2 separate regions of the Homo sapiens genome follow, and region 2 is linked to region 1. A link is an interaction called in ENCODE POLR2A ChIA-PET data of the cell type or tissue named here. Cell type or tissue: Panc1. All regions are shown on one strand. Each heading gives the region's core, and the rest is flanking DNA. Links, peaks and the distances in the headings are about the cores only.

The links. Peaks named below come from ENCODE experiments on the same cell type or tissue, not always from the same donor. Only the 100,000 strongest peaks of a DNase experiment are listed, where the experiment ranks them.
Region 2: POLR2A ChIA-PET joins it to region 1 with 5 read pairs; 3 of 35 experiments call an interaction of 5 or more read pairs at or near these places.

The regions. Positions count from the first base shown.
Region 1 is chr13:27,027,230-27,043,603 of GRCh38, reverse strand. No RefSeq gene overlaps it. Among named protein-coding and RNA genes, the nearest start is that of USP12-AS1, 90 kb to the left of the region's middle. RefSeq lists an enhancer at 6,608-7,807. In Panc1, for the core only: no CTCF peak of the experiment used is centred there; no DNase peak of the experiment used is centred there; H3K27ac peaks cover 7,759 bases.
Region 2 is chr13:27,328,724-27,345,097 of GRCh38, reverse strand. It overlaps the pseudogene RNU6-70P. Among named protein-coding and RNA genes, the nearest start is that of RASL11A, 66 kb to the right of the region's middle. RefSeq lists enhancers at 8,339-9,030, 8,845-10,044. In Panc1, for the core only: a CTCF peak has its summit at 5,595; no DNase peak of the experiment used is centred there.

The DNA.
Region 1 (16,374 bases), core at 3,954-11,953:
CTTATATTTACTTCAGTTCCTTCCTTCCTTATATTTACTCAGTTCCTTCCTTATATTTACTTCAGTTCCTTCCCTCCTTATATTTACTTCAGTTCCTTCCCTCCTTATATTTACTTCAGTTCCTTCCTTCCTTATATTTACTTCAGTTCCTTCCTTCCTTATATTTACTTCAGTTCCTTCTCATGCAGGAATTTTCCTTGGCTGGGAAAGGCTGAGGGAAATTTCTTGTTTGGATCCTTGTCGCATTTCGCGCTCTAATTTTGCTTTTCCTATTCTTTTCTGTGGGTGGCATGCCAGTCCGCATCAGAATGAGCATGTGCCTGTATCCAGGATTTGCATACTACAGAACCAGCTCTGTCATCCAACCTCTTCTAAGCTGACTCATGGAGCAAATGTGCCAGCAGATCCCCATGGCCCGGTGACCACAGGCAGTTTTCCTGCTCAGCTGCACGCTTTTGAGTTGAGTGGTGTTTGTCCCTACATCAGCTTATGCCTGTAATACATGTTATTGTGATTCAGTCATTTAATTACAGATTATGTAAGCAAATTATGTAAACCAATATAATGAGCACAAAAAGAAAGTTGTTTCTTGAAAACTAAGTTGAATGATTTAGAAAGACTCACTAAGGGCAAATTGACTTAAACATTTGCTTTCAATTAAGTGTACGGAAGATTAGGGGAATATAATGAAAATAAGGAAGGCCTCTGTGCTGAAATTGCTTTTCATGAGTCTTTAAGATCTTATGATGCTTCTTTAAAGAAATTAACATTTGGGCTGGGCACGGTGGCTCACGCCTGTAATCCCAGCACTTTGGGAGACTAAGGCAGACGGATCACAAGATCAGGAGTTCGAAACCAGCCTGGCCAATATGGTGAAACCCCATCTCTACTAAAAATACAAAAATTAGCCGGGTGTGGTGGCGCGTACCTGTGATCCCAACTACTCGGGAGGCTGAGGCAGAAGAATCGCTTGAACCCGGGAGGCAGAGGTTGTAGTGGGCCGAGATTGTGCCACTGCACTCCAGCCTGGGCAACAGAGCGAGACTCCATCTCAAAAAAAAAAAAAAAAAAAAAAAGAAAAGAAAAAGAAAAAAGAAATTAGCATTTGGCAGTGGTTCATGCCGTCATGCCTGTAATCCCAGCACTTTGCCAGGCTGAGGTGTGCGGATCACCTAAGGTCAGGAGTTTGAGACATGGTGAAACCCCGTCTTTACCAAAAATACAAAAATTAGCCAGGTGTAGTGGTGCGTGCCTGTAGTACCAGCTACTCAGGAGGCTGAGGCAGGAGAATCACTTGAACCCAGGAGGTGGAGGTTGCAGTGAGCCGAGATCGTGCCACTGCACTCCAGCCTGGGCGACAGAGTGAGACTCCATCTCAAAAAAAAAAAAAAGAAAAGAAAAGAAAAGAAAAGAAATTTACATTTGGCAGTGGTTCATGCCTGTAATCCCAGCACTTTGGGAGACTGAGGTGTGTGGATCACCTAAGGTCAGGAGTTCGAGACATGGTGAAACCCCGTCTCTACTAAAAACACAAAAATTAGCCAGGTGTAGTGGTGCGTGCCTGCAGTCCCAGCTACTCGGGAGGCTGAGGCAGGAGAATCGCTTGAACCCAGGAGGTGGAAGTTGCAGTGAGCCAAGATCATGCCACTGAGCTCCAGCCTGGTCGACAGAGTGAGACTCCATCTCAAAAAAAAAAAAAAAAAAAAAAAAGACATTAACATTTGAAATTGTGGCGAATGCTTTCTAGGTGGAATTTATGCAAAAAAGGGGGCAAGCTCCCTAGTGGAGGCACCACACTCAAAGAAAGGCTTTGGCCCCACTCAAAATACTGGCAAGTGAATTTCCATATGTGTGTTTTAAGTTAAAATAAAATGTTTAAACTATTTATATAATTTTTTTATCATTGATTCATTCATCCGATGCCTATTTTATTGGGTGTCTGCTATGTGTTGGTATTCTACGTTCTGGGAATGCAGAAATGAATGAAACCAACAAGGCCCCTGCCCTCTTAGGATTTCCATTCTAGGGAAGGAGCCCGCAGCAGACAAATATGTACTCTGTCATATGTGATACATTGCATCATGCACGTGGATGCCCTGTGCAGGTAGGTGGAGAGACAGTGATGGGTGAAGAGGCTGATGTGGTGAGCATCTCTCTAAAGAGGAAGCATTGGAGCAGAGATGGAAATCAAGTGAGGGCTGGGGAGCTAGGCCGAGATATGGGGCAGAAGGACCTCTGAGGGGAAGCCCCGAGTTGGGCCTGGGCTGATGCATTTCAGGAAGAGCCAGGGGGCAGCCTGCCTGGAGGGGCCGATGGGAGGTCAAGAGCAGGGTTGAGAGCAGGGAGACTGCAGGGCAGATGGCTCAGGCCTTGGGGATCCTGGCGAGGACTTTGGCTGTCATCCTGAAAGCCATGGAGAGCCCTGGGGTGTTCTGCGGAGGAGACTGGCCAGGTCAGGTCTGTTTTATTTTCAAAGGTCACCCAGGATGCTGTATGGAGAACTGACTGGAGCGGGGCAAGAGTGGAAGCAAAAAGTCACAAAGGGAACAGAGAAGGACCAGTGTAGGGTCCAGGACTTCCTGGAAAGGACAGTGGGAGACTGTCCAGGTGCGGAGTGTGGGTGGGAGCATCCAACCCCAAAAGGTGCCCTGGAGGCAGAAGCTTCCAAGGACCATGCAGACAGAAGGAGGCTGCAGGGCTGGAGGAGGCGGGAAGGAAAGGAGGTGAGACCCACAGTCCTCGCCCTTTGCAGTAGCTGGAATGGAAAGGCAGGAGGGACGAAATGGGGCGCAGGGAGGATGTTATCAGGGAGGAGGGAGGCCCTAGTTGTGACTGGGGAGAGGGACCCGCCTCCCCGCTGTTGGGCCCAGCTAGCTGCACCCCGCTGGACACAGGCCTGGCCACCTCTCCTACACGGAAGTTGAAGGTGGAGTTAGCTCCATTTACTTCCACAAGAGAAAGCAGAGCTTGATTTCACTGTTAAAAGCCATTTTCCCGACCTGAGAAGTGTTGGGCGCTGTCTCCTTCCTGTCTTCTGCCCTGTGGCTTTCTTTTCCCTCTAGTGAGGAGAGCAGAGTAAGGAGATTTTTTTTTTTTTTTTTTTTTTTTTTTTTTTTTTTTTTTTTTTTTTTTTTTTGGAGACGGCGTCTCGCTCTGTCGCCCAGGCTGGAGTGCGGTGGTGCGATCTTGGCTCACCGCAAGCTCCGCCTCCCGGGTTCAAGCAATTTTTCTGCCGCAGCCTCCTGAGTAGCTCCCAAAGTGCTAGGGTTACAGGCATCAGCCACCGCGCCTGGCCGAAGCCTGCTTTTTGTTAGTCTCTGGGGCAGACCTGACTCGGGCCAGGGAGCTCTGGGGAGCCTGTGGTCGGGCCTGCGGAGCGTCAGGGAGCACGGGCCTGCGCCCTGGGCCTCTCCTGCCCAATTTTGGCAGTCACTGTTGGAGAATGCAGCAGCTGAGCTCCTTGTTGGAGGAAAATGAGCCTAAGGCTTATTTTCTCAGGCTTTAAGTAAACGCTCTGCGGTTTAAAAGCTTTTGGAAAATGCCTGTTTATGGGAGTCTATTTTATGTACAGGTGTCAGCAATCTATCTGGAGAAAAAGTGTTTCCTGGAAGCCTAGGAACATGGCTGGGACCCCCGGGTGGACGGGAAATGCCTCAGCTCCAGCTCACTTTTAGGGACCAAATAGTTCTGGCTGAGGAATGGAAGGAGCATGGTCGGGGGATTTTACCCCAAAGGCCTGGCTCTAATATTTTGCCCTGTTTGCCTCCACCTTTGGGACTGGGCTTTGGGAACAGACAATGCCACAGGGTTGAAGAGCCTGAGTGTCTGAATCTTGCCCTGTTACAGCCCTCTCTCCCCTTGATGTCCTCAAGACATGGAGGTCAAGGCAAATGTCTGCTTTGGATCCTGATAAGCTAATGTGGACCGTGTTGAGAATGCCTCTTTATTGGGCAGGCTGGGGGCCCAGGACCAAGTCACGTGGCTGTTCCCCCAAGCCCACGCATACATCTTTCCGTGGGAGGAAAAGCCTATCTGGGAAGAAGCTGCCCACCAGGAAGAGCCAGGGGCTGGGAGCCTTCACCCCAGGACCTGAGACATGGCAGGTCTGGACCAGCTGCTACCTAGACCACCTGGGGGTAGGGGAGACCCCCATAGATGGGGAGACCGGAGGCTCCCTTGCCTCTCAGCAGGTGGAGGGAGAGAAGAGAGGCAGAGCTTCTCTGGGCAGGACAGTCCCAGCCAGGGGCACTCGACCCCGTTGGCCCCAGCCTTTCCCACATTTTTGATAACATTGTTTTTATTGGTAAATACGCCTCACATACATAAACTTGCGTAAAAGTGTGTGTCCAGTTGAATGAAGAATTATGATGTGGACACCTGGGTAATACTCCTTAGGTCAGGAACTAGACTAGAACTTGCACCCTGGAAGCCCCTGGGTGTGTCTCCCCGGCCAAACCCTTCCTCCTTGCAGAGTCATCATCCTCCTAGCTTTTAGGATGGTCATCTCTTTTCTTTCCTTTATAGTCTGATCGCTTATGTATGTATTCTTAAACAATGCACTTTAGCTTTGGCTGTTTTTCAGCTCTATAGAAACGGAATCATACTCTATGGATTCTTTTTTTTTTTTTTTTTTTTTTTTTTTTTTTGAGATGGAGTCTCACTCTGTCTCCCAGGCTGGAGTGCAGTGGCGCAATCTTGGCTCATTATAACGTCCACCTCCTGGGTTCAAGCAATTCTCCTGCCTCAGACTCCTGAGAAGCTGGGATTATAGACGCCCGCCACCATGCCTGGCTAATTTTTGTATTTTTAGTAGAGGTGGGGTTTCACCATGTTGGCCAGGCTGATCTCGAACTCCTGACCTCAAATAATCCACCCACCTTGGCCTCCCAAAGTGTTGGGATTACAGGCGTGAGCCACCGTGCCCGGCCTGGGTGCTTTTATCTTGCTTCTTTCCTTCAACATTGCTTTTTGAGATGCATCTATATGTGTGGCTTAAGTTCACTGAGTTTTCATTGCGGTATAGCATTTTCTTGTATGAATCTGCCACAACTACTTATTCACTTCCCTGTAAATGGAAAATTGGCTGTGGAATGGGTTGTTAGCAGTGGACAAGGCTGTGATGAATATTTCTGAGGGTGAGTCACTGTGCACACGTGCTCAAGTTTCTCTATAGTCTGCACCTAGAATTGGAAGTTCTGGATTTCCATATCCATAATTTTAAACATAATGCCACTCTTTTCCAAAGGGATAAATTGGGTTGTCCAAATCTTCATGGGTTTGTCTATTTATCATTTTAGTTTTGTCATTTTTTTGCTTTATATATTTTGAAGCTATGTTATTAATACATAAAATTATATCTTTTGGTGAATTGAGCATATTCAAAAACACTTTTGGCTTACATTCAAAAATGTCCCTAAGAGCACTGTGCACTGCCAACACTGAGCAAGAGCCCCGTGTAGAAAACTCACCAAATGGTATCTTCGTATCATTAAGAAGTGACCCAAATGATCTCTGCTAATGCCTTTTGCTTTTAAGCCTATGTTGTATTTGTAACAGGATCTTGGGAAAAAGAGACCACAGAAGAGCAAAGTTGGTAAGTGTGAGCCATAGAAGGTTGGAGAGAGGAGCAAGGTTGCTCCCCAGTGAGGTCTTGGCCCCTCTCCCTTCTCTTCGGAGATGGCATCTTATTATAATTCCTCCAGGCTCAGGGATACAGAAGTGTCCTCAGTTCTCTCCCTCAAGGGAACTGGAATGAGGCACAGGAGGTGGAGCAAAACCTTGAGGACAGCCACGTGCACCTGCCGGTTCCCAGAAGCTGAGCAACAGAGACCCAGCTGTGCACAGCTGTGGCCTCTCCACATGCTCACCCGCCACCCCAGGGGAGTTGGTGGCTGGTGCCTCCCTCCCTGAATTTTTTCCTTGCGTGTTGATTTTCCTTGAGCTCTGGGTGTGAGAATGCTCTCAGGTGCTGTGTTAGAATGATGTGCTTCCTCTCAGCTCACACAGAGGGCCAGATATTTGTCAATTTTGTTGTTCTTTCATTCATGTATGTATTAGTCAATCAGTCAACAAGTATTAATTGAGCACTGCTCTGTGCAGGCATTGGGCTGTTCTGGTTCTTCTTTTTGAGTTTCTTGGTCGCTGTTTATGGACAGTAGATAACACTGTGTTTGAAAGGCCAGAGATGCACTCTGAGGTCCTGCGGTGGCCAGGAAGGCTTTGGCCAGTTAGTAGGGGAGGGTGAGCAAGGGAGGTCTCCCCACTTCCTCGGACTCTTCTCTGTGCAAGTCGGAAACCTCTGATGTGAACATTTCTTGCTACAGGATAACTCTGCTCCTGAGAACCAAGAAGGCTGGTGACAGGAAAATGCCCCCCTGAAGCTGGCTGGGGATCTCACTTAGGGGTGACATAAAGTGAGGGATGTGCTGCCAAATGTCCTTGATTCTTTCTCCCCAAACTAACAAGATCTTAATTAAGCTTCACTCCGGCAGACAATTCAGAGATAAGCTAAGTGCCAGTTGCCGGGGCGCTTCTAGAGGCCAAGGCTTTAACAGCCACCATCCAGTCATGGGAAGACTAGGACTGGGAAGTGGAATTTTATTGCCAAAGTGGGATGCTTTTGAGAGTAAAAGAGGTGCTATTAATACGTATACAGGAATAACAGCTGTAAACCAGAACTGTCTTAGGCAAACTGGGATGTATGATCCCCCTTTCTAGAATGGTGTTTTTCAGAAGCACTCTGCAATGCAAAAAATGTAGTCTGCTTTTCGGCATGTAACTCAGAACTCCTGCTGATGAACAGGAATCCTCCAAGACAAATCTGACTCCTGCTTCCATTTCCCCTAGAGCACAGAACAGGAGCACAGCCCCAGATGCTGCTGGGTTGGGGCCACTTTATAAAGCCCCTCTGGACCTCCAGGACATGGAAAAGATGCATGCAATGCTCCCCTGGGGAAGTAGCAACCAGCCTGGAATCTCAGGGACTCTTTGAAGATGTGCGGGCAGGAGGGAGGAAATTCTTGTAGCTGGGTGGGGTCAGAACACAGGCCTTTGCTCCACACTGACATTTTCTTCAAAGGTCAAGAATGTGTTTGGGCTTTGTAGATGTTTTGCCAGAATATGATTTAGGGGAAGTTCCAAGCCCGGAGATTCAGTTTTTAAGTCGGCTGTCTTCTGTTTCCATGCCACAGTGCATTCATTGATAGTATTTTTAGAAAAGGATCTTTGAAAATGGGAAGGCAGGTATGACAGCAGGGTGATTCATTGGCTGTGCCTCTGCACTGGATGTCTTGGGGGCTGGGCATGAGGTCCCGGACGCGTGTGGATCACAGAAGGGCATGGGCTGGTACCATGAAGCAGGCAGGAACCCAGAGCACTGCAACTGCGCTGTGAACTCTTAGGTAGACCAGAGAGGTGAGGCGGGAACCTGGAATTTGGATGTACTTGCAGAGCTGGGATGGCGCTGACACAGCCTCCTGTGTCACAGCTTCCATCTCGGTGCGCGGGTCAGAATGAGCACCAACGCACACGCAGGATCATGACTCACCTCCCGCCTGTCCCCCCTTGCCTTGCTGTCAGGCCTTACTGCTGAGATACCACGTGTGTAGTTCTATGTGTGCTTGGGCACTCAACAGAGAGAGAGCTGAGATCTGCTCAGCTTTCTACTTAGCCAACGAATGTCCCACCTTCTGAGACTTCCCAGGTGCAAAACCCAGCATTCTCCTCCTAGTGAGAGGCAGCTGCCCTGCAGGGATGGACAGGCACTAGCTGACCCTCCAGGCTGAGGCGATGACAACCGGGAAAGATTTTCCATGCCTTTTTTGGTTCTACAAAAGAAAAAAAAAACAGGAAGACTGAAAGAATGGTTTATAATTGATTCTTAACAAGGAAGGATAATTAAACTAATAATAGTGCTAACGATAATAATTACTAGATGCAGTAGCAAACATTCTTAAATTCAGCATTTCAACTAATCCTCACAAGGACCCGCTGAGGTTGGTATCATTAGCTCCATATTTGAGCTGGAGAAACAGAGGCAGAGAGAGGCTGAATTGCTTGCTTGCCTGACATCGCACTGCTGGGAAGTGGCGCCAGTGTGGGAGCTGTCCTGGTTCATGTGGGACACAGGGACAATGACAATTGGCCAGACAAGAATGTCCTTGGGCTCCCACTATCAAATCCCACAGCTTCCCCTGTGTTTCTCTCTATTCTTTCCCCTTTCTAAATCGTGAGGAAGGCAAAGGTGGCCCTGCCTGTCCCAGGCTTGGGCATACTGAGGGGCCCTTCTCCTCTCTCTGCTCCAGCTTTTCTTATTCCCCATCGGGTCCTCCCATCAGCACTTACTGTCTCACGTCTCCCGTGAAAAAGAAACAGACAAAAGCTCTCTTCCTGGGGGGCTTCCTCCCTCTTCTCTGTGCTTCCTTCCTGTGCCACTAAATTTCTAGCAAGAACTTGGGTGCGTCCACTTCACAGCCCGCTGCCATTTGCATTCTGCCCCCATCAGCACGGCCCGGTCACCCATCAGCTCATAACTGAACCCAGCGTCCGCCTCTGTCCCTGTCCCGCTCGCCTTCTCGGAGGATTCGAGAGCGGCCACTCCTTCCTGGCTGCAGCGCTCCCCTCTCTCCCTTTCCTCACGACACCTCCTCCTGATTCTCCCTCTCTTCCCCCAGCCGCTCCTTCCCAGTTTGCTTTACAGATGCTCCTCTTCCTGCCCACTCGTGAGGCTGAATTTTAGGTGTCAGCTTGACTGGGGCGCGGAGTGCCCACATATCCTAGGTTTGTCTATGAGGGTGCTTTTGGACCAGGAGCATTTGAATGGGTGGGTGGAGCAAGGCAGATGGCCCTCCCCAGTGGGTGTGTGGGCCTCGGCCAATCTGCTGCCGGCCTGAATAGAACACCAGGCGAGGGAAAGGAGAATTTACCCTCTCTGCCGGACTCTTCTGGAGCTGGAACCGCAGTCTCCCGCTGTCGAACTTGGACTAGAACTTACACCATCAGCTCTCTTGCTTTTCAGGCCTTTGGACTCAGACTGGAACTGGGTCTCCAGCTTCCTGATGGCAGATCTTGGGACTTCAGTCTTCACGACTGTGTGAGCCAATTCCTTATAATAAATCTCTTTATATATGTATTTATATATAATCTATGGGTTATTTCTCTGGATAACCCTGAATAATGCACCCTTCCACAGTGCTGGTGTCTCGGAGCACTCTTCACTTCTCCTTGCTCCTGTAACCCCATGTCTGTGATAACAGAATTTGTGTCACATTGTCATAAGCCTAATAACATCCTTGAGGGCACAGATTGCATCTTATTCATCTACCTAAGCCATAATAGGTGCTCAGCAAGCGTTTGAACAAATGAATGAACAAACTACAAACTTGAAGACACAGAGAACCAAGCATAATACATATGACCATGAGTGATTCTCATCCACCGTCCATTCAGCCCCTGCTGATGGGGATGCCATCCATGGGGACTGCCATCCAGATGCAGAAAGCTAAAGATTCCCTCCCTGAAGGCTAGACACAGTGGCTTACACCTGTAATCTCAGCACTTTGGAAGGCGGAGGTGGGAGCATCATTTGAGGCCACAAGTTCAAGACCAGCCTGGGCAACATAGCGAGACCTCGTCTTTACAAAAAAATTTTAAAACATTAGCCATCTGTGATGGCGCACATCTGTGGTCCCAGCTACTTGGGAGGCTGAAGCAGAATAATTTACTTGAGCCCAAGAGTTTGGGGCTCCAGTGAGCTACGATCGTGCCATTGCATTCTAGCCTGGGTGACAGAGCAAAACACCTGTCTCTTAAAAAAAAATGAAGATAAAAATAAAAAATAAATAAGAATGAAATAAGATCCCCTTTCTGGTCCTCTGCACCCAGCACCATGAGTCCTACTCACATCCTAGGGTCATCACAGCAGGGATGTGCCCTGGGCACCTCGGACTTCCTCTGACCCTAAAGTTAAGGCTTTTACCTCCACTGCTGTGGTTATTTTAAAAAATCTTTCAACCATTTTTGTCTCTACATTGCATCACACTGCTAAAATGGGGTCTCTTCTCTCTGGTCAGAAAGGCAAGTGCTCAATTTTTCTTACCCGTTACACTGCAGGAAATGGGCTTAGTTCCCCGTGCTATACTGACTCCAAGCTGGCTGAACTGGCATTTCTTCTATTTGTGCCTGGTTTTTGTTTTGTTTTTCATTATTTTTTTGCATTTGGCATTTTTTCCATTTGGCCACCCCAGGCCTTGAGCCTCAGGACTTTACCATCACACACTGGTAAGATAAGAGGTGCCTTACCTTACCACACTGCTTAGTTTCCTTCCAGTCTCCTGCCTCAGTCCCTCTCTATCTTCCCCGTTTGATTTCTTTATTAATTATGGGCCAATGTTTGTCTCTCTCTGGATTGCCCCACCTGCCCCTGCCCCAGAATGTAAACCCTTAAGATATGTACTTTGTCTTGCTCATAACTGTATCCATAGCACCTAGGACACAGCTTGGCCCAATACATATTTATTGAATAAATATCACCAAATGAATATTTCTGTATTTGTTGTTGTTGTTACTGGGTTTAATATTCTGACCTGGACAAGACAGAGCTGTGTTATTTCTCTAGGTTGTCTGACTCTAAGGTCTTGGTGATCCCTCTGGTCTTGAAACCCCTCTGTGCTCTCTTAGTGTTCAGATGGGCAATGCCTCATGGCAAGACATCTGTAGGAAAATTTGGGGGTACAGATTGTGTCTTATTCTTCTACCTAACCCATAATAGGCATTCAGAAAGTGTTTTAACAAATGAATGAACAAACTACAAACTTGAACACACAGAGTAAATATCTTTTCATTCACGTTACTCGGCCATTTTCTTGATGGTTGACTTTTAGGATGTATATAATTCAAGAACCAGAATATATAAAGTTATAATTGGTAGGCCATAATAGTCACCATGGAATGGTTCCCATGGAATGATCCTCATCATTTTTGAGTTAATTTTTGTGTAAAGTATGAAGTGTAGGTCAAGGTTCATTTATTTTGCATATGGATGGCCTACTGTTCTGTTTGCTGAAAAGATTGCCTTCTCCACTGAATTGCTTTCGCACCTTTTAAAAAAGTCAGTTGGCCATTTATGTGGGTCTGTTTCTGAATGCTCTCTTCTGTTCCATTGATCTATGTGTCTGTCCCTTCACCATGACTGGATTGTGTGTTTACTGTAGCTTTATAAGTCTTTGAATCAGGCAGCGTGATTCCTCCAACTTCATTCTTCTTTTTCAACATTGCTTTAGCTATTTTAGTTCCCTTGCTTTCCCAGATATATTTTAAAATCAGCTTGTCTATATCTATTTTTAAAAGTCTGCTGGAATGTATCTACTGGAATTGTATAAAATTTATACATCAATTTTGGGAGAATGACAACTCTACTATGCTGTGTCTTCTAGTTCATAAGCATGACTGTTTTTCTTTCATCTCCTTAGATCTTCTTTGAGCCCAGCCTGGACAAAATGGTGAGACTCAATCTCAATTAAAAAGAAAAAAAAATGAGTAATTTTTTTTAGAATAAGTATGTCCCATGCAATACTTGGGACATGCTTACACTAAAAAATTAGTCATTCTTTATCTGAATTTTGAATTTAATGGGGTATCTTACACTTTTATTTACTAAATATGGTAATATTAATTATTTCATTTTGGGGGAAGCTATGACAAATGGTGTTTTTCATAATTTTGGTTTTTCATTGTCCATTATTGGTATAGGGAAATATGCTTGATTTCTGTGTGTTGACCATGTAGCCTCTGATATTTCTGAATTTACTTATTGGTTCTAGGAGGCTTTAAATTTTTTATTTTATTTTAAAAATTCCTTGGGATTTCCATGTTGTCTTTGAAGGATGACTGTTTTGTTTCTTCCTTTCTGTTTTTTGTTCTTGCGTTATTGCACTGACTAGGATTTCTAGTGTGATATTAAATAGGAGCAGGGAAGGTGAGGTCCTTGCCTATTTGCCACCTTAGGAGGCAAGCATTCAGTTTTTCCTTTAGATGATGTTAGTTGTAGGATTTTTGTAGATACTCTGTATAAGGCTGAGCTAATTTCTTTCTGTTCCTAGTTTGTTGAGAGTTGTTATCACGAATGGATGTTGAATATTGTTGATTTTCTTCTACATTTATAAGCATATTGTTTTTCTGTTTCCTCCCTTCTTCTTGCTTTGGGTTTATTTTCCTCTCTTTTTCTAGTTTCTTAAGGGTTCAGCTTAGATTATTTTGTTGAGAACTTTCTTCTCTTCTAGTCTAAGCATTTCAATGCTCAACACTGCTTTAGCTGCATCCCACACTTTTTTTTTTTTTTTTTTTGAGATGGAGTCTTGCTCTGTCACCTAGGCTGGGGTGCAGTGGTGTGATCTCACCTCACTGCAACCTCCGCCTCCTGGGTTCAAGCAATCCTCCTGTCTCAGCCTCCCAAGTAGCTGGGATTACAGGTGCATGCCACCATGCCCAGCTAATTTTTGTATTTTTAGTAGAGACAGGGTTTCACCATGTTGGCCAAGGTGGTCTCGAACTCCTGACATCAGGTGATCAGCCTGCCTCGGCCTCCCAAAGTACTGGGATTACAGGCATGAGCCACCACGCCCGGCCTCCCCACCCATTTTGATATGCTGTATTTTCATGTTGTTTCAATTCAAAATACTTTCTAATTCCCCCTGAAACTTCTTTTTTGAACCATTATTTAGAAATGTGTTGCTTCATTTTCACGAATTTGGAGATTGTTCTGTTATCTTTCTGTTATTTATAGTTTAATTCCATTATATTCCATACTTGGTATGATTTTAATTCTTTTACTTCTGTTAAGGTTTGTTTTATGATCTAGTACATAATCTATCTTGGTGAATGTTACATTTGCACTTTAAAAGTAGTTATAATTTGCTGTCGTTTTGTATACTATTTTATAAATGTCAATTGGATACAGTTGATGTATGGATTGTTTAGTTCATCTACATCCCAGCTGGTTTTCTACTAATTCTATTTATGAACAAGAGATGACTGTGGAAAATCTAACTAGATTTGCAGATTGGTTTATTTTTCCATTTAGTTTTGCCAGTTTTTGCTTTTATTATTATTTTATTTTATTTTATTTTTTTAAAGAGATGAGGTCTTGCTCTGTTGCCCAGGCTGGAGTACAGTGGTACAATCATAGCTCACTGCAGCCTGAGCTGCTGGACTCAAGGGATCCTCCTCCCTCAGCCTCCCAAGTAGCGAGGGCTATAGGCGTGTACCACCATACCTGGCTAATTTTTTAATTTTTTGCAGAGAAGGGGACTTGCTGTATTGCCTAGGCTGGTCTGTAACTCCTGGGCTCAAGTGGTCCTCCCACCTGGCATGCTTCTTGTATTTTGAAGCTCTATTTTTAGGTGCCTACACATATAGGATTGTTTTGGCTTCTTGATTAACTGACCCTTTTATCATTACATAGTTTTTCTTTATTTCTGACTATTTTCTTTGCTGTGAAGTCTACTCTGATATTGACACTTAGCTTTCTTTGGTTTGTGTTTGTAGAACATATCTCTTTTCATCTTTTTATTTTTACTAATATCATAATATAGAATATTTATATTTAATGTAATTAGTGGTATTTTAGATTTAGTCCTACCATTTTATTATTCGTATTCTATTTCTTTTCTCATTCTTGTTTCATTCTTCTGTTTCCTCATTCCTGCCTTTTGCTAGGTTATTTAATTATTTTTAGTCCTTTTAATTATTATTTATCTCCTTGTGCAGTTTTTACTTATTGCTCTAGGGATTACAATGTAGAGGCTTAACTTCTCACAGTTTACTTAAAATCAGTATTTTACCACTTAAGTGGAGTGTGGAAATCTTACCACCATATTGGAATCTTTACCACCCCACGCCTCTTATTACTCTTGTCTTACATCTATATACATTGAAAATTCCATCAGACAATGTTATAATTTTGTCTTTTAACTGTCAAATATGGGTTAAATAACTCAACAGGAAAAGCAAAGTCTCTGATATTGACCTTGATATGTACCATTTCTGTTGCTCCCTTCATTCCTGATGTTTCAGGCTTCCTTGTGGAATCACTTCCCTTCTGTCTGCTGAACTCCCTTTAGCAATTGTTCTAGAACATGTCTGCTGGCAATGAATTCTCTTGTTTTTTCTTTATCTGAGAATGTCTTTATTTTAATGTCTTACTGATGGATATTTTCAGTAAATATAGAATCGTAGGTTGACACTGTTTTTTCTTTCAGCGCTTTGAAGATATACACATCCCCTTTTTGCTCTCGTGGTTTTTTAATGAGAAACCCGGTCAATTGAATCATTGTTGCCCCTTAGGTAATATGTTTGCTCAGTGTGAGATCAGCCAATACTGTCTTACTGTTATTGGCTGCTTTTAATCATCACTTATCTTAAATCTAGTATGGAGCCTAAACCCCTCAAATGCACTACCTCAAGTAGGTCATCTGTACTCCGGTCCCAATTCTTGTAGGTTCAGTAAACTAACTTTGAGAAAGAAGGGAGTAAACAGATACTCCTCCTAAGCTTACAGACCCAACTTCAAAACCACATCTCCACCCAAGGACCTGGATTCCCTTTCACTGTGTCCACTGTGTCTTTATTCCCTCTCTCTCCATCCTTCCCCTTACTGTCACTGACTGATATTTGAAGGGTAGAATTATTAGGGAAGAGAATAAACCTGGATGTCTCTTTTTATGTGACAGGTTAACAGTTAGCCCTAGGCTTTATTCTGTCTTGAATTTGTAGATAAAGTCTCTAAATTCCTTCAGGCTGACATAAAACAACAACCTGTTTTAGCTTTTAGGGTGACCCGAGACCAGTTTGCAGGAACGTTTATAAACAGGGTAGTGGGAGTGTTGGAAGGCATGTCCAGGCCTGACGGCTGCTGGTGGTGACAGCCGGAGACAGTTTTGACAGACGCTTATAAAAAAGAAAAGAACAGAAAAACAGGTTGTGAGAGTTCATAGGCCAATTAAGTAGAACATTTCATCTCATTCCTTATGTTGTTTTCCCAGGGACATAGAACTAGGTTTTCCTCCACGAGCCATGGGCTTCACCTGGGACACAAGGCAGGTGTGGAAGGACCCCGGGGAGGTGCCAGTGCTCACCTCCAGGATGGCTGTCTGTGGCATAACCCTGCATCAGCAGCAGCAGTTCCTGCTTTTTCAGAAATGCAGGAGCACCAGCTCTAGTAGGCATCTACTTCCAAAATGTAGTGTGTGGAGCATACCCTCCTTTCCCCAAAAACCCTTATTAAGCATTATTAAGTGCAAGACACTGCCCACAGCTAAATTATCACATTAAAAATGGCTGTGATGCATATTGGTGCTAATCAGAGTGACACAACTCCACGAGGCATATATAAGACTGAAATTCTTTCTTTAATTTTGAGAGGAACTCTAGGGATAAAAGGGAAAATGCCCACAGTCCAAACGTCTACTGTCTGCTTGGGATTTCTTCTGAGTTCTTACCTATGTGACTAAGCAAGTTGAGCACGTCTTTGTTGGAAATAATGCCAAGGAGGCATTGACATTGGATACTTTTTAAGTTTGAAGTTGATGAGTTCGTGGAGTGTTCATCATCCCTTTTGAGCTACGCAGAAGCAGAACTCTAGTGTCTCCACGACTCTTGTAACAGCTCCCCTCAATGTGTTTCTTTTCAGAATCAGGCTCTTTGCACATGAGGCTTACTCCTAATCAAGCAGATCCTTTTTATGGCTAAGGAAATCTGAGCCTAAAGAATTCTGCCAAGGCTCCATGCTACACAGTTAGCCCTGGTATTTCTGGCTCAAGGCAGGTGATTGCTCCACAACTCCACCCAACATCTTTTTCATGACTGTTTTCGTCTTTTTCACTCTGTTACTCTCAGACAAACTATCAAGAGGAGACTCTCGTTTGCTTGGAGACTTTGCTTTCTTGGAAGTCCTGGAACACCTGCCAAATATTCCTGCACTTTAAGGTCCCCTTAGGTGCCTTTGACCTCTCCCTCACCTCCTGTCTGCACCTGCATCATGGCCTAGTCTGTGCTCTGCTGGTTGGCAGAGTCTGCATGTCATTGTCTTTGAATTCAGGGTTGGGCCCCAGCTGGGATACTGTAAGTGCTCAGTATGGACAGAGCCTCCCTCCCTCAGCTCCCACTATTCCCGACAGTCCTTCTGCCCACCTCTCAGCTCCTGACCATGCTTCATAGTACCCTACCTGGCTTTCTTCAGTACTCTGCACTGTCTCTGACTGCCAGGTCTTTGAAGGCACCTGAAGCCTCTCCTGCCCTCCGTCCCACACATTTGGGGTGCAAGGCCTCTGTGCTCCAGTGCCCTGATGCAGACTGTGCTCAGACAACACCACATTTCTT
Region 2 (16,374 bases), core at 5,554-13,553, 300 kb before region 1:
GGGAGGTGACTGGATCATGAGGGCCGATTTCCCCCATGCTGTTCTTGTGATAGTGAGTGAGTTCTCTTGAGATCTGATGGTTTCAAAGTGTTTGGCAGGTCCCCACTTGCTCTCTCTCTCTCCTGCTTGCTTCCACTTCACCTTGCTCCACGATTGTAAGTTTCCTGAGGCCTCCAGGCATGCTTCCTGTTAAACCTGCAGAACTGTGAGTCAAACCTCTTTTCTTCATAAATTACCCAGTCTCAGCAACCTCTGCCTCCTGAGTTCAAGTGATTCTCCTGCCTCAGCCTCCAGAGTAGCTGGGATTACAGGTGTGCGCCACCACGCCTGGCTAATTTTTGTATTTTTAGTAGAGACGGGGTTTCACCACGTTGGCCAGGCTGGCCTCAAACTCTTGACCTTAAGTGATCCTCCTGCCTCTGCCTCCCGAAGTGTTGGGATTATAAGCGTGAGCCACCATGCCCAACTCTGGTAGTTCTTTATAGGAATGTGAGAACAGACTAATACGCCAGTTCTTAGAAAATACCCATTGAAGTATTTAGGAGTAAACAGCCATGACACATGTAACTGACTTCCAAATAATGTTTAAAAAAATTATGAGAGAGGAGTGGGGAGCACATGATCAACCAGTAAAGCTGACGGGTTAAAATGTTAATAATCAGTGAATCTAGGTAAAGAGTTTATAAATGTTCCTTGTACATTTTTTTGTAAACTTGAAACTACATCCGAATGAAAAGCTAAAACAAAAGCCATTTCTTTATCGCCGTGTTTTGGGTTCTGCCATAATCAGAATGTCTGCCCCCTAAGCCAACTCCATTCCCACTGCGATGGGATGAAAACTGGGGACACCAAGAGGCAGAGCCCAGGGTTGCCCAGGCTTACTCTCCTTTTATTTCCCATCTGTGCTTTGCTGAGCAATGTCCAGGAATTTTTTGCATTGCTCTTGCCCTCTGTCTGAAGGTGGGATTCTTCAGGTGCCCAAAGTCTCCTGGACCCCAAAGCAGGTACTGCTCCCTCTGTGTCTGAAGAGGACACAGCAAAGCTGCCTCTCCCTTTTAGCACAATGGGTTTGGCATGTTTCCACCCATGTTTTTTAACTGTGGGCCTTTGGGACTCATCATCATCTCTGATTACCTTTTCCAGGAGACTGAGGGACATGCTTCATCTTAATTTTTAAAGAAACTTAAGACCCAAACAAACAGGTAGTAATATTTCTTAGGACTTGGTGAGGCTTCGTCCCCAGGATTCACTTCATCATCAGGACCACAGGAGAGACTCAGGAAAGGAACGCTTGGGGAAACAGATCCAAATACAGATGCTGAAAGTAGGCTCCAAGGCAGTAAAGCTGCACCTGCTTCGGCAGCACATATACTAAAATTGGAACGATACAGAGAAGATTAGCGTGGCCCCTTAAATAAATACATAGAAACAAAAGCAGTAAAGCTGTGATAAACACGCCAGTGCCGATGTCTGGTGGAACTACTCACAATAGCAAAGACATGGAACCAACCTAGGTGCACACCAATGGTGCATTGGATAAAGGTAATGTGGTGCATATACACTATGAAATTCTACACAGCTATTAAAAAGAATGAAATCGTGTCCTTTTGTTTGTTTGTTGAGACGAAGTCACCTAGGCGGGAGTCTAGTGGCATGATCTTGGCTCACTGCAACCTCCACCTCCTGGGTTCGAGCAATTCTCCTGCCTCAGCCTCCTGAGTAGCTGGGATTATAGGCACATGCCACCACACTCAGCTACTTTTTTTCATTGTTGTTGTATTTTTAGTAGAAATGGGGTTTCACCACATTGGCCAGGCTGGTCTCAAACTCCTGAGCTCAGGTGATCTGCCCACCTCAGCCTCCTAAAGTGCTGGGATTACAGGCGTGAGCCACCGTGCCCGGCCTTGAAATCATGTCCTTTGCAACGGCATGGATGCAGCTGGAGGCCATTTTCCTAAATAACACAGAAACAGAAAATCAAATACTACATGTTCTCACTTATAAATAGGAGCTAAACAAAGAGTATACAAGAACATAAAGATGGAAACAGTAGACACCAGGGACTCCAAAAGAGAGGAGGGAGGGAGGGGGCGAGGGTTGAAAATCTACCTTTCAGGTACTATTCTCACTATTTGGGTGGCGGGCTCAACAGAAGCTTGAACCCCAGCATTATGCAACATATCCACGTAACAAACTTGCACATGTACCCCTTGAATCTAAAAATCCTAGAAAAAGCAGTAAAGTATGAGTTTTATGGGGCACAGCAGTAGATGATGTAAGTCAGCTTCACCTGCTTCCTTGCTGGGCACCTGCAGTGCTCAGAACCACCTGGGCCCTCCTGGAAGAGAGCTGTCGGGGAACATCCCCTCTCTGTGATGGAAATGGCCTGAGAGGCAGATGGTGGGCCAGGTACCAGGATTGGAAAGAGAACACTGAAGTGGAGTAAGGAAAAGGGGAGAGCAGCCGAGCACGGGACTCAGTGGCCGGGGCTGCACTCAGGAAAGCCTCCTCCCCACTAAAGTTGAGTCCTGAGAAGGGTCCAGCTCTGAAGACTGGAGGGAGGTCTGCATGTGGGTGGGGAGGAAAGCGCACAAAGAGAGGAAGCATCCGGGGACCCGACCCCTGTGACCAGCTGTGTCCACAGCACATTGTTCCCAGGCCACACCTCTGCATTCTGAACGGCAAATCACAGGGCCATTCATTCATTCATTCACTGTTTAACTAGTATTTATTAAGTGCTTGACATATACTGAGTTCTGTGTTATAAAGACTATCCTGGGATAGAGTTGGGAGAAGAAACAGGCACATAAGACTTAACAGGATCAATACTTTAAGGTAAGTATGAACCAAGTGCCAGGGAAAGGTAGGTGGGGGCAAGAGGCCTCTGGAACCTGTAAATCAAGGGCAGCTTCATGGAAGGGAAATTTGAGCCCAGCTATGAAAGATGAGTTTGAAATAGTCCACAAAGTGTGGTACAGCAAAGAAGAACACAGACTCCAGCATCAAGATACCTGAGATTTTATCCTCAGTCTGTGACCGGGGTCTGGGGTAGGGTGAAGCAAGAAAAGTGTTTAGAGTTCAAGATTTGAAGTGACTCTCAGGGTTGTGCAAGGGCAGACTGAGCAGCTCCTCACATCACGCACCCGGGCGCCTCTGCCCTGGCTCTCTGTACAGCTCCATCAATCACCCCAGCCAGGCACTATCACCTCCCTGGTCTCTGTTTCCTCATATGCTGGGCACTGGGCCAGGGAGGTGATGGGAGGACACCTCTCTCCCCCGCATGTCTTTTCCACTAGCAGACACTAGGGAAGAGTCCCGGAGGTGTGCCCAAAGAGCAGAGGAGCCTCCCTGAAGCTGTGAACTACGCCCCAGGGCCTGGAATAAATATTAGGTTTGTTTTCATTCTCTCTGCCTTTCCTGTTTACTTGTGGCTTTTGATGCCTCTTTCCCCAACTTAGCAGGGGAAGCTGAAGTTATTGCATTGTCATTTTATAGTGGAGGAATTAGATTTCTAATAAGGTTTAAATGGGAAATGAGCTTCTTAAGTATCAGGCTGAGCAGTTCCACATTATAACCGGGGGAAAAGGAGCCTGAAAAAAATCATTAAACTCTGTGCTTCGGTAAAGAAAGATGGACCATGGGAGAAAGGCCATCCACTGACTCAGTCTGCAAAATTACCAGGGTGTGGGGGAGATTCTGGCCCCTCCAGTCAAGTAGAAGAGGAAGTAACTACAGTCATGATGGTGTTTTAGTCAACAGTGGGCCACATATAGGATGCTGGTCCCATAAGATTATCATGGAGCTGAAAAATTCCTGTTGCCTAGTGATTCGTGTTACAGTTCCCTACAGGATTCAGTACAGTAACCTGCCATACAGGATTGTAGCCTAGGAGCAATAGGCCAGACCACATCGCCCAGGTGTGCAGCAGGCTATGCCATCTAGGTTTGTGTACAAGCACTCTGTGATTTGCGCATAATGACTCAATCGCCTAACAATGCGCTTCTCAGAACATATTGCCATCGTTAAGCAATGGATGAGTATACTTGGAGCAATCTTTAGCTGGTGAGCTTTTTTTTTTTTTTTTTTTTTTTTTTGAGATGGAGTCTCGCTCTGTCGCCCAGGCTGGAGTGCAGTGGCGCGATCTCAGCTCACTGCGCTCCGCCTCCCGGGATCATGCCTTTGTCCTGCCTCAGCCTCCCGACTAGCTGGGAATACAGGCGCCCGCCACTACGCCTGGCTAATTTTTTGTATTTTTAGTAGAGACGGGGTTTCACCGCGTTAGCCAGGATGGTCTCAATCTCCCGACCTCGTGATCCGCCTGCCTCGGCCTCCCAAAGTCCTGGAATTACAGGCATGAGCCACCGCGCCCTGCCGCTGTTGAGCATTTTTTGAAGACAGCTGCTCCTGACTCTGCTGAGCTACAGTCCCCTTATTGACTGACTACCGGACACTCCACTTGGATGTTCCCAGAAGCACTCCAAATTCAACTCGCCCTAAACAAAAGGTATCATCCCTTTCAACCCATTCCCCTGCTGCCCCACCCACCACAGACTATGCAGTCTGCTAAAGGAAACCCAGGGGTCATTGGAGTTCTGGACAATTCCCTCGTATGTATTCAGTGCAACGGCAGGTGCCAAAGCACTTCGTTTCCACCACCTTGGGGTGTGAGGATGCCCTCCCCGCTTCTCCATTCTCTCTGCCAGTGCCCAAGTCCAGACCCTCACCACTTCTCACCTGGATCTGACAGGAGCCTCCTAACTCACCTCCTTTTCAGCCCAGCTCTTTTCCAGGCAACCCTCATATTGCTACTTTGGTTTTTCACTTATTAAAAATATTATGAAGTCTATCATCTCTGTATTAGAAAGTCAACACCAGAGTCACCACCACCCAGGATAACAAATAGAACATTGCTTTTTCCTTAGAGCAGTTCATGCAGGAAGGCAGGTGAGACTGGCAGGCAGAAAGCCAATGAGAGACGCCTGTAGGGAGTGAATGAACCTCCAGAGAAACCAGACTGCCCCAAGAAGGATACTTTTTTTTTCCTTTGGGACAGAGTCTCACTCTGTCACCCAGGCTGAAGTGCAGTGGTGAGATCTTGGCTCACTGCAACCTCTGCCTCCCAGGTTCAAGCAATTCTCGTACCTCAGCCTCTGAGTAGCTGGGATTACAGGTGCGCGCCACCATGCCTGGCTAATTTTTGTATTTTTACTAGAGACAGGGTTTCACCATGTTGCCCAGTCTGGTTTCGAACTCCTGGCCTCAAATGATCTGCCTGCCTCGGCCTCCCAAAGTGCTGGGATTACAGGCATGAGCTACTGTGCCCAGCGACTTTTTTTTTTTTCTAGCTGAAGATATCTCCACACTGGTAGAACACTCATGGAGAGGTGATGGGCCAAAAGCTATACATTCATCCTTTAGCCAGTGGGACACACCATCTCCCCAGGACCTGGAGAAGTTGGGGGCCCTGGCCCAAGGGAATGTTGAGAATGGGTGCAGCCCCTGCCACTGGGAGAGGCAGAGCCAGATGAAGACAACTCTATTGCTTGTCTCCTCATTACCATGCACTAAGCACCCACCATGCACCAAACAGAACAGTAGGGGCGCTATGCGGTTGGCCCTTACCTTCACAACAACCCTTTGAGACATATGGAATTCTTCCTATTTCAATCGCATGAGCCCGAGAGGCAGAGGTTACCGTGAGCTGAGATCGCACCACTGCACTCCAGCCTGGGCAACAGAGTGAGACTCTTTCTCAAAAAAAAAAAAAAAAAAAAAAAAAAAAAAAGCATTTAAAAAAATAATAGTCATTCCTATTTCACAGATGAGGAAATCAAGCTGCTTGTCAAAGGTTAACTGACTTGTAAATGGCAGAGCCAGGATAAAAATCCACGTTGTGTTATACTGTACCCTAATGTAATATTAAGTAAAAAATTAAAAAAATTCCAAAGAAAATAAAATTCAGTGTGTTTTAAACACATATGATTTTCTTAATGATTGATGTACTAGCAAACTATGTCTCCAAGCTGGACCCCTTTCTCTAGCCAGGACACCCACAGTGAAGGTGTTGTCTTGCTTATGGCCACTGAATGGCACAGACAGTGGGGAGAGACCCCTGGCGGTTGCTAGAAGTGAGGATTGCACGGGTTTTGGTTTTTTTTTTTTTTTTTTTTTTTTTTTTTTTAGTGACTGAGTCTCGCTTTATCACCCAGGCAGCGGCACAATTTCGGCTCACTGCAACCTCCGCCTCCCAAGTTCAAGCGATTCTCTGGCCTCAGCCTCCCAAGTAGCTGGGATTACAGGCGCCCGCCACCATGCCCAGCTAATTTTTGTATTTTTAGTAGAGACAGGGTTTCTCCGTGTTGGCCAGGCTGGCATTGCACGGGTTTTGGAAAGACCTTACAAAACTCTGCGAATGTAAAGGTGGTGTGGTGTGTGTGTGTGAGGTGTGAGCGTGCTATGTGTATGTGAGGTGTGGTGTGAGAGTATAGGGATGGGTGATGTGAGTTGTGCATAGTGTATGTGTGTATGATGTGTGGTATATGAGTGTGTGGGGTGTGGGGATGTGGAGGGCATGAGGAGTGTGCTGTGTGTGTGGTGTGGGTGTGAGTGTGCATGTGTTGCATGTGTGATATGTGGTATGTGTGTATGTGGTATGGGATGTGGAGGTGTGAGTATATGTGTGACTGTGTGTGTGTGGTGTGTGATGCATGTATGTAAGTGTGTGTGCATGTGGTGTGACGTATGGGGGCTGAGTGTGTGGTGTGTGTGAGTGCATGGTGTGTGTGCACATGTGTGGTTGTATTGTGGTGGGGGTACAGAGTGTAATGTTCTGTGGGGAGTAGATTAGTGGGACCAGAGTGAGTAGGGCATGGCCTTGACTGCTCTTGAGCCTGAGATATCTCCCAACCCAAGGCTCACCTCAAGAACTCCAGGACCAATCATGTGGGCTTAAAGACTTTGAACTGAGGGAGGGCATCTGAGCCGTAGGGAGAAATCAGAAGCCCCTAAAGCAATCCCCCTACTCACAGTTTATTTGAGACACCCAGGGCCTGTAACTACCCACAATATCAATTCTGAGCACCATCAGCATTCGGGGTGCAAGCTGAGGCTCCGTGGGCCCAAGAAGCTGAGCCCATGGGCCTCAGCCAAAAGGAGCCCCCTACGGGGAGCTCCATTCTCTAGGAGAGGGGCAGGGACAGGAGTTCCGCCGCTGCCAGCCACAGGCTGTTTCTCCTGCAGTCGCCACACTCCAGTCACCAAGAAAGACAAATTGGGTCATGGAATGCTTGAAGTGGGACCTTGTGTCAGGTTCCTGGGAAAAAGAGACTGGCCTCGATATAGCAGGATGATCTGTCATCGTTTTCTGAAGGCTAATTATAAGTCTGAAACCAGAGCTTTGCCAATTTTGGAAGCTCCTCAGAGGACAGCAAAAAGCTGACAAAGCCTAGCTTTCCGTTCACTTTGGACAAATGGCCCACCATGCCATGGCCTAGATTCCTGGGCTGTAAAATAAGACTGTCTAATTACTTGCTTAAAACTGGGTCACAATAATATTTTGAAAGGGGCTTGTGGAATGGTGGGATCTCAGACACCTGAAGAGGTCACCAAACTCTAGGTGAGCTCATCCGCATGCAGTCTGTGCAGGCAAAGGGGCTTCTCACCGTGCAGGGTCTGCCAGCGGATTTCAGCTTCTGTTAGGCTCCGTTAATATCCAACAGCTTGTCAGGAAATTCTTCCCACATTGTCTCAATTTCTGCAAGTGGTGTCCCTGGTGCTGTCGCTGGACTCTGTGCTGAGTTATGCTGGGCGCTGCCACTGCCCAGGTAGAGGCCACACCTCCAGGGCAGGAGGGCAGCCTCTCCTCCAGAAAAAAAAGAGGCAATCCCATGACCTCCGACAGGAAAGGAGGACTTGAAGGACGTTGTAGTCACACAGCGGAGGCAACTCTGGCTCAGGGCTGTAATCCTCGGGGCTAGACTTTGAGGGTCTAAACACGCTTCAGGGACTCTTAGGGGGTAGAAGTTACCAAGAGGCAGCCCAGGAGCTCGGCCAGGAGGGGTCCATGGCAGGGACCTCAACACAAACCCGAAGCTGGCTGTAGGAAACCGGGCCATGAATCGCACATCACTAAATGTGCCTTATTGTCCCGAGGGCTCCACTCCAGGCCCCCTAGTCTGAGCGTGCCTTCCGCCCTTCTCTTAGGAGAGCTATTTCGATGGGAACTTTGAGCAGCACTGTATCATAGCATTTCATTTGTGAGAGTATCTTCCACTCTCCCTGTTTATCTTGTTGACTCAAATGTTTCCTTGTCCCTCTCTGATTTCTTTGTCCATTTAGCCAGTATTAACTGAGCACCTGCCATGCGCTCAGTGCTGAGGACCTGTCAGCAGGACACACACGGGCCTGTCCTCATGGCATTGACATGCAGAGATGTGACTTGCAGCCCCGGAGACTGGGCCCTGTGCTCTCCCCACCAAGTGTTTTGCCCTCCTGTGGGGACAGCAGCCGGCTGAGCAGGATGAAACGCCCCTGCCTGGACTGCACCCTGCTGCCCACCACCAGAACTTTCTAAACATATGCATGCTCTCTCACTGTGAGTCCAAACACTGGGGAGCTCCAAGCAAAACAGTCCTGTGCTGGACCTGCCAGGCAATGTCGGGAAGGTACATGGCCCAGGGACCCCAGCATGGTCAGCAACTGTGGATGCTGGGCAGCTGCTGGGCTGGGGATTGGCCTGACTCAGAACAGTCAGAATTAATAAGGGATCGCTTGGCCTGACTCAGAACAGTCAGAATTGATAATTGATTGTCCACTAGGCTGTAGTTAAACTAGCTAGATGCCCTCTTATGCCTTAGCCCTCAACACTGAGTCACAGTTAATTCCCAGACTTGAGTGAAATAACAAATCCTGATGAAACCCTTGGTTCCATGAACAGTGGGTGGGAAGATAAGAGGCTTTAGTCATAATGCACCACCAACTCTTCACCAGGCAGTCTCAGGCCATTGACATGGGTGGGCCATCACCTTCATGCTGTCACTCCAACCCCTGTGCTGATTGTCACCCGGCAGAGGAGGGATGGGAGTTCAACAGACCACATGGGATAAAACAAGGCAATGTCTCAGAGGCAGATCATGGACAGCTTACCCACCCAGGTGCTTCACTTCTCCATTCCTCTCCTTCTTATCCACCTTTAGACCTCACCACCACTGTCTAGTGCATTTTCTAAAAGGGAGGAGGGAAAACATTTATTTTCTATGTCCTATGAAGTGCTCAGAAAAAGATGAAACTCAAAAGTTGCCTAAAATGAGGGCTTGGAATGTTCTCTTCCTGCTGATTACCGAAAGCATTTCCAGAGGAATGGACCTGCAGCCTTTGGCTGCAGCCATTTGCGAGCATACAACCCTGGGTGAACAGACCACTGCCTGGCAGAAGCCTCAGGAACCCCCAGCTCAGGCAACATCATCCGATGAGTGCTGGGCGCATGCCCAGACATATCCCCCAAATCTGTCACATTTGATGTGAGGTAATTATTTACAAGATAAGAAACGATACTTGGGAAGTCAAACTGCCTAAACAGCCATGCTGATTATTTTTCTTTACTCCTAGCTATTTCTTAAAAAAAAAAAAAATTCTCAGACAATTTTAAAATGAATCCACTGCTAAGCCCCAAATAGCTAAGGTTTCGTGGGAACAAGTACATACAGTGTCATAACACTAACAAATGATCGAATTAAACTCTGACCAGCAAGTCTCGGGGCGATAATCCAGGCTCAAGCATCAGAGAGCTTGCCTCTTGACCTGTTGAATCATAACATCTGCTGTGAGTATCTGCTGTTAACTCTGGGGTAAGTCAGCATCACATCAGGTTCTACACCAATCCCATCCATGCCAGGAGAGAAGCAGCTGCTATGGTGCGTAACAGGGCACCGGATGATTATTATTTCAGATGAAATAGACATCTAATATACTGCTTAAACAATTGCATTCCGGCCTGGAAAATCTACCTGCTGATTTCACTGCCAGGCAAGGCGTCCTCAGAGGCAGCTGCCGCTTTCCACAATAGCACTGGTGATTTCATGAAATTGCATCTCCTGATTTTATTCCCACTTAAACTTCACTTGCTCATGCCAGTGACGGTGGAGAGACAATTGTCGCCTCCTACCCCACCTTCAGCTTAGTCATCTCAAGTGATTTACTTGTATATGCGTAATCACCCTCTTCTCAAAATGAAATAAAATAGGAAATCTGGATTCTATTGTTGAAGTGTCTCCTTACTACCTCGCCCTTTCTGGTTTCTTTTCTTTTCAGATGAATGCATTGCTTCTTATTCTTTTCCTCCTACTCAAAAAAGTCCACGCTTGTGTTCCTTTCAGAGTTTCCACTAGAAACCATACTTGTTTTCCAGAGCAACACTTCTCCCATTTTTTTTTTTTTTTTTTGCCCAAATGCCTGAGCATTTGATTAAGCCAGAAGTGGTTCCAGGATTAAAAATGAAAGGTTTCTGGGTTTCAATCAGAGACTAAGTTGTTCACTTTTTTTTTTTTTTTTTTGAGACAGGGTCTCTCTGTCACCCAGGCACGTGCAGTGTCACGGTCATGGCTCACTGCAACCTCTGCCTTGTGGGCTCGGGTGATCCTCTTGCCTCAGCCTCCCCAGTAGCTGGGACCAAAGGTGCATGCCACTATGCCTGGTTAATATTTTTTTAAATTTTTTGTAGAGACAGTGTCTTGCCATGTTGGCCAGGCTAGTCTCGAACTCCTGGCCTCAAGGAATCCTCCCACCTTGGCCTCCCAAAGTGCTGAGATTACAGGTGTGAGCCATTTCACTCGGCCCCTAAATCTTAAGAAAATTCTGAGTTCTTGTTTTAGAGTTACTTGTTTAACTATTTGTGTTGTTTTGTTGCTGCTATAAAGAGTTTTTATAGCAGTTGAAACACAAGTAACTAGAAACAGCTAAGTTTACTAAGCTATTGGAGAGTGGCTTAGTAAAGCAGAGTATAAGTATACCAAAGAGCCAATGACACTAAATAGCCATTAAAAAGTGTGGATGTGAAAGTTGTTAAACATTTTTTTTTTTTTTTTGGACACAGAGTCTTGCTCTGTCGCCCAGGCTGGAGTGCAGTGGTGCAATCTTGGCTCACTGCAAGCTCCGCCTCCCGGGTTTACGCCATTCTCCTGCCTCAGCCTCCCAAGTAGCTGGGACTACAGGCACCCACCACCACGCCCGGCTAATTTTGTTTTTGTGTTTTTAGTAGAGACGGGGTTTCACCATGTTAGCCAGGATGATCTCCATCTCCTGACTTTGTGATATGCCTGCCTCCACCTCCCACTCCCAAAGTGCTGGGATTACAGGCGTGAGCCACCGCGCCCAGCCAACATTTTTAAAAGTCAGATTAGATAACCTGATCTCAGTTTTGTTGATATGTGACTAGATATATATATATGTATGTGTATATATATATATATATATATAAATGTGCTTAAAATGCATAGAAAGGGGACTGGAGAATTGCACATTGAGCAGTCTGTGGGAACAGAAACATTTGTATATCATTGGATCTATTACTAGAAGAATGTATTACTTATGTAATATATGTGTGTATATATGTATACATACATACATGCATATGCATGCAAGAGAGAACAGCAACTTCAAATTGTATAATTGTATTACAGTTCCACAATGCTTATAGGTTATACTTCCACTATTTATATAGTCGTATTATCACTCCTAGAGACTGATAATTGTTATTACCCTTTTTTTTTTCTTTTTTTTTTTTTTTGAGACAGAATCTCACTCTGATGCCCAGGCTGGAGTGCAGTGGCGCGACCTCCACCTCCTGGGTTTGAGCGATTCTCATGCCTCAGCCTCCCGTGTAGCTGGGATTTTAGGCACATGCCACCATACCCCAGTCATTTTTGTATTTTTAGTAGAGATGGGGTTTTACCATGTTGGTCAGCCTCGTCTCGAACTCCTGACTTAAGGTGATCCTCCTGCCTCAGCCTCCCAAAGTGCTGGGATTACAGGCATGAGCCACTGCATCCAGCCTTCTTCTTCTTCTTCTTCCTCTTCTTCTTCTTCTTCCTCTTCCTCCTCCTCTTCCTCTTCTTCTTCATCTTCGTCTTCGTCTTCATCTTCATCTTCTTCTTTTTTTAAACACAGATGGGGTCTCACTATGTCACCCAAGCTGATCTCAAACTTCTGGCATCAAGAGATCCTCCTGTCTCAGCCTCCCAAAGTGCTGGGATTACAGGCATGAGCCACCATGCCCAGCCATTACTACTCTTTAGCTTACAGACTTCTGGGGACTTTGTCTTTCCTTTACTGCAATTGTTCTCAACTTTGGATGCACATTAGAATCACCCAAGAAGTTTCAAATCTCAATGCCTCAGGCCACATCCTGGACCAATTTCATTCAGGATCTCAGTGGGTGAAACTGGCAGCAGCATTGTTTGAAACTCCCTGTGTGATTTCAATGGGTAATCAATGTTGAGAAACACTGCTTTATTCTGTAAACTCAAGAGCAGGATCTATGTCTGGTTGGTCTTTTTGGCTTCAAAGCTCCTAAGTTAGTGATGCATATTAATATATAATATAATGAAGAGATCTAGACTTTCCTATATTCCCAAAGAGACAACCAGGAATTGAGTAACATGTTAGAACTATCAAGAACACGGCACCCAACAGACAGCAGTCACACTCCTACACTCCTGCTGGTGTCTCCAGTGGGCCAATGGACCTCTTGGACATGCATATTTTTTGCAAACACACACACACACACACACACACACACACACACACACACACACACGCTGAGTTCTTCCTCTGTCCCTAAGAATTTGGTGTTGGCTTTCTTGGGTCAGGCGATAACCCAGTAAAGAAAAACAGAAGCCCTCAGCCAGCTGTTCCATTAATTGATGTCAACGAGAAGATCATAAAATTAATCTCTGAATCATCACTGAGCAGAAGGCCACCTGTCAGGAATCCCTCTTCCTCCTCATTCCTGTGTCCCACAGTTGATGACATGATTTTGGAGATAGTTTCAAACTGTAACTGGCCTTTCCTTGGGACTCGTTAAAAAGACCTCATGAAAAGAGAATGCTGAAAAATTGAAGTTCTTCAGATATATAGTCATCCCTCAGTATCCATGGAGGATGGGTTCTAGGACTTCCCTGGGCCACCAAAATCCAAGGATGCTCAAGTCCCTGATAGAAAACAGCATCATATTTGAATATGACTTACACACATCTCCCCAAATACTTTAAATCATCTCTAGATTACTTATATCTAATATAATGTAAATACTATGTAAACTGTTGCTGTACTGTATTTTTTAGGGAACAAATGACAAGAAAAAGAAGTCTATACATGTTCAGCACAGGTGCAATTTTTTTCAAATATTTTTGATCCAGAGCTGGTTGAATGCACAGATATGGAACCCATGGATACCCATGGCCAAGTGTATTCTGAGTTTTTTTGTAAGGATGATGCCAGAGGCTACTTCTTTCCACCTGCACAGCTAATGTTTCTGGCTTCAATGGTCTTATCTAAAACTTGATAGCTTTAAATATTATTGATCCCTGGCCCTACCAAGCTTGTTTTAAAAGGGTCAATGCTGAGGGCACAGGGTCTCTTTTTATCGGGCAGACACTTGGAATTGTCCATGCTTGACATGGCCCTCTGACCAACCCAAGTGGCTATATTAATTGTCTAGCTGTCAATCTCTGGATGACAAGATTTCAAGGGCAGAATGTCTGGCATATGAGTGGATTATAGTTCCATTCAAAATCTGTAATAGATTGATGCTGTAATTTCTAAAATAATCCATGCAACAGTGAATTTACCTCGTTCCTTCTTTAATTGTTATAAGATGCTTAGAATATTGTTCCATTTTCAAATATTCATAGGATGCTGTTGCTGTTGTTTTTCAATCCTGCAGGCCATAGCACCAAAAAAAGATTTTATAAAACTGTATCACTTACTAAACCTCTAAAATGAGTAATCCCATGTATTTTTAAAATCAAGATACTCCCTAATTATTTGGAATAGTATCTGCCTTTTATATCATTTAGGAGTACATGTATTTATGAGCTTACAATTCCAAACACAGAGAAATAATGGTATTAAATTCTAGTATTTTGGAGAAAAAATACATTAAATCAGTTATATTTTATAGATGTGATTTACATATGCAAGTCGATTCTTTCCTCTGTAACAGTATAAAAATTGCAAGCTTTTCATAGAGACAGAAACTGAAATTAAGAAAAAACTGGCCTGCCGCGGTGGCTTACGCCTGTAATCCCAGCACTTTGCAAGGCCAAGTGGGGGCAGATCATCTGAGGTCAGGAGTTCAAGACCAGCCTGACCAACATGGTGAAACCCCATCTCTACTAAAAATACAAAAATTAGCCAGGAGTCCTGGCGGGTGCCTGTAATCCCAGCTACTCAGGAGGCTGAGGCAGGAGAATCTCTTGAACCAGGGAGGCGGAGGTTGCAGTGAGCCAAGATCTTGCCACTGCACTCCAGCCTGGGCAACAGAGCAAGAGTCCGTCTCGAAAGAAAGAAAGAAGGAAAGAAAGAAAGAAAGACAGAAGGAAAGAAAGAAAGAAGGAAAGAAAAAAGAAGGAAAGAAGGAAAGAAAGAAAGACAGACAGAAGGAAAGAAAGAAAGAAGGAAAGAAAAAAGAAGGAAAGAAGGAAAGAAAGAAAGAAGGAAGGAAGGAAAGAAAGAAAGGAAAGAAAGAAAGAAAGAAAGAAAGAAAGAAAGAAAGAGAAAGAAAGAGAGAGAAAGAAAGAAAGGGAAGGAAGGAGGGAAGGAAGGAAAAGAAATTTGGTCCCTTTGGCATGTGTTCTCTTTGGATGGCATTTTCAGAGCCCATTATTACTGGACTGGCGTCTGCTCACCTGCAACACACGTGGCTTTGTTCATGTCAACTCTTGCACAGATTTCTTGCTTTGTTCATTCCTTTGACATTTCATTCATGGTTAGTGTGGTTTCTTTCATAGTAACTGTTTATCGAAGTCTGTGCTAAAACAAAGTTATCTCTCCCCTCTCTAGTTCTCCCAGAGGCTCTGCTTTTCCACTAGCCTCTGTCCGTTTGAGTCCATCCCACTCCTCCCTTCTGTCCATTCACTACTCATCCTTCCTGGCTTCAGAAATCTGGGGAGAGGCTGAATGGGAACCAGCATCAGTGTCCCAGGATAGGAGAAAGCCCTGTGCAGAATGATGGGTTAGGACCACCAACAGCAACACAAATGAGGGCTAGCCCCCTTCACTCTGCAGTCCACGGCATGCTACCTTCCATAGAGACACCACTCAGTAACCACCAGATAGATAAATGAAGGAACAATAAGCCAGTATGAATCGTGACTTGGTCTTCTTGGACATGATCATAGGTGTCTGAAGAGCCCCAATTCTTTACTGGTTTTGAAATTCAGCTCAGGCAGCTCCTCTTCCTGGGACCTTCACCTTCTTCAAGGGAAGCAGAAGGATCTAGGATGCTGAGCGCTAACTCATCCTGGGCTGAACATTGCACATAGGGCACCTGGATTCTTTCTCATCACGACTATCTTCAGAGGGAAGAACTAAGGCTCTGAGAAGTTAAATACTTTTCCGAAAATTATCCAGCAAGTAAGTGGCAGAGCTAGGCGGGATTCAACCCAGATCCATCTGATTCCAAAGTCCAAGGTCACTAAAGGCAGGAATTTATCCAGTGCGTGGCAGACTTTAGCACAAACATTAAATGAAGGTTTTACACAGTCAGCAGCCTGAGAAATAGTTACCAGTGCAGTTTATAAAACTTTGCATTTAACCCCTTTTAATGCTTTTCTTACATACCCAAAAATGAAATTAAATTAAATCAGAGAGTTTTTTATTTGTTCAATATATTACATTCAGTTAGTTTGTTTTTGTTCTTGTTTTGTTTTGTCTTGTTTTTCCCAGACGGAGTCTTGCTCTGTCGCCCAGGCTGGAATGCAGTGGTGCGATCTCGGCTCACTGCAACCTCTGCCTCCCAGGTTGAAGCAATTCTCCTGCCTCAGCCTCCCAAGTAGCTGGGATTACAGGCACCTGCCACCACGCCCGGCTAATTTTTGTATTTTTAGTAGAGACAGGGTTTCACCAGGTTGGCCAGGCTGGTCTTGAACTCCTGACCTTGTGATCCTCCCACCTCGGCTTCCCAAAGTCCTGGGATTACAGGCATGAACCACCGCACCCGGCCTACAGTTTGGTTTTTTAATGCTCAAATTGTTCCTAATTTTAAGTAAGGGGAAAGAAATCAGCATTTACCATCTTCTTAGGAGCTACGGATCCACCCCAGTACATGAAAGAAAGCTACTTTTTACTGAAGAATGTCAGCCAGTAAAGAAAGAAGGA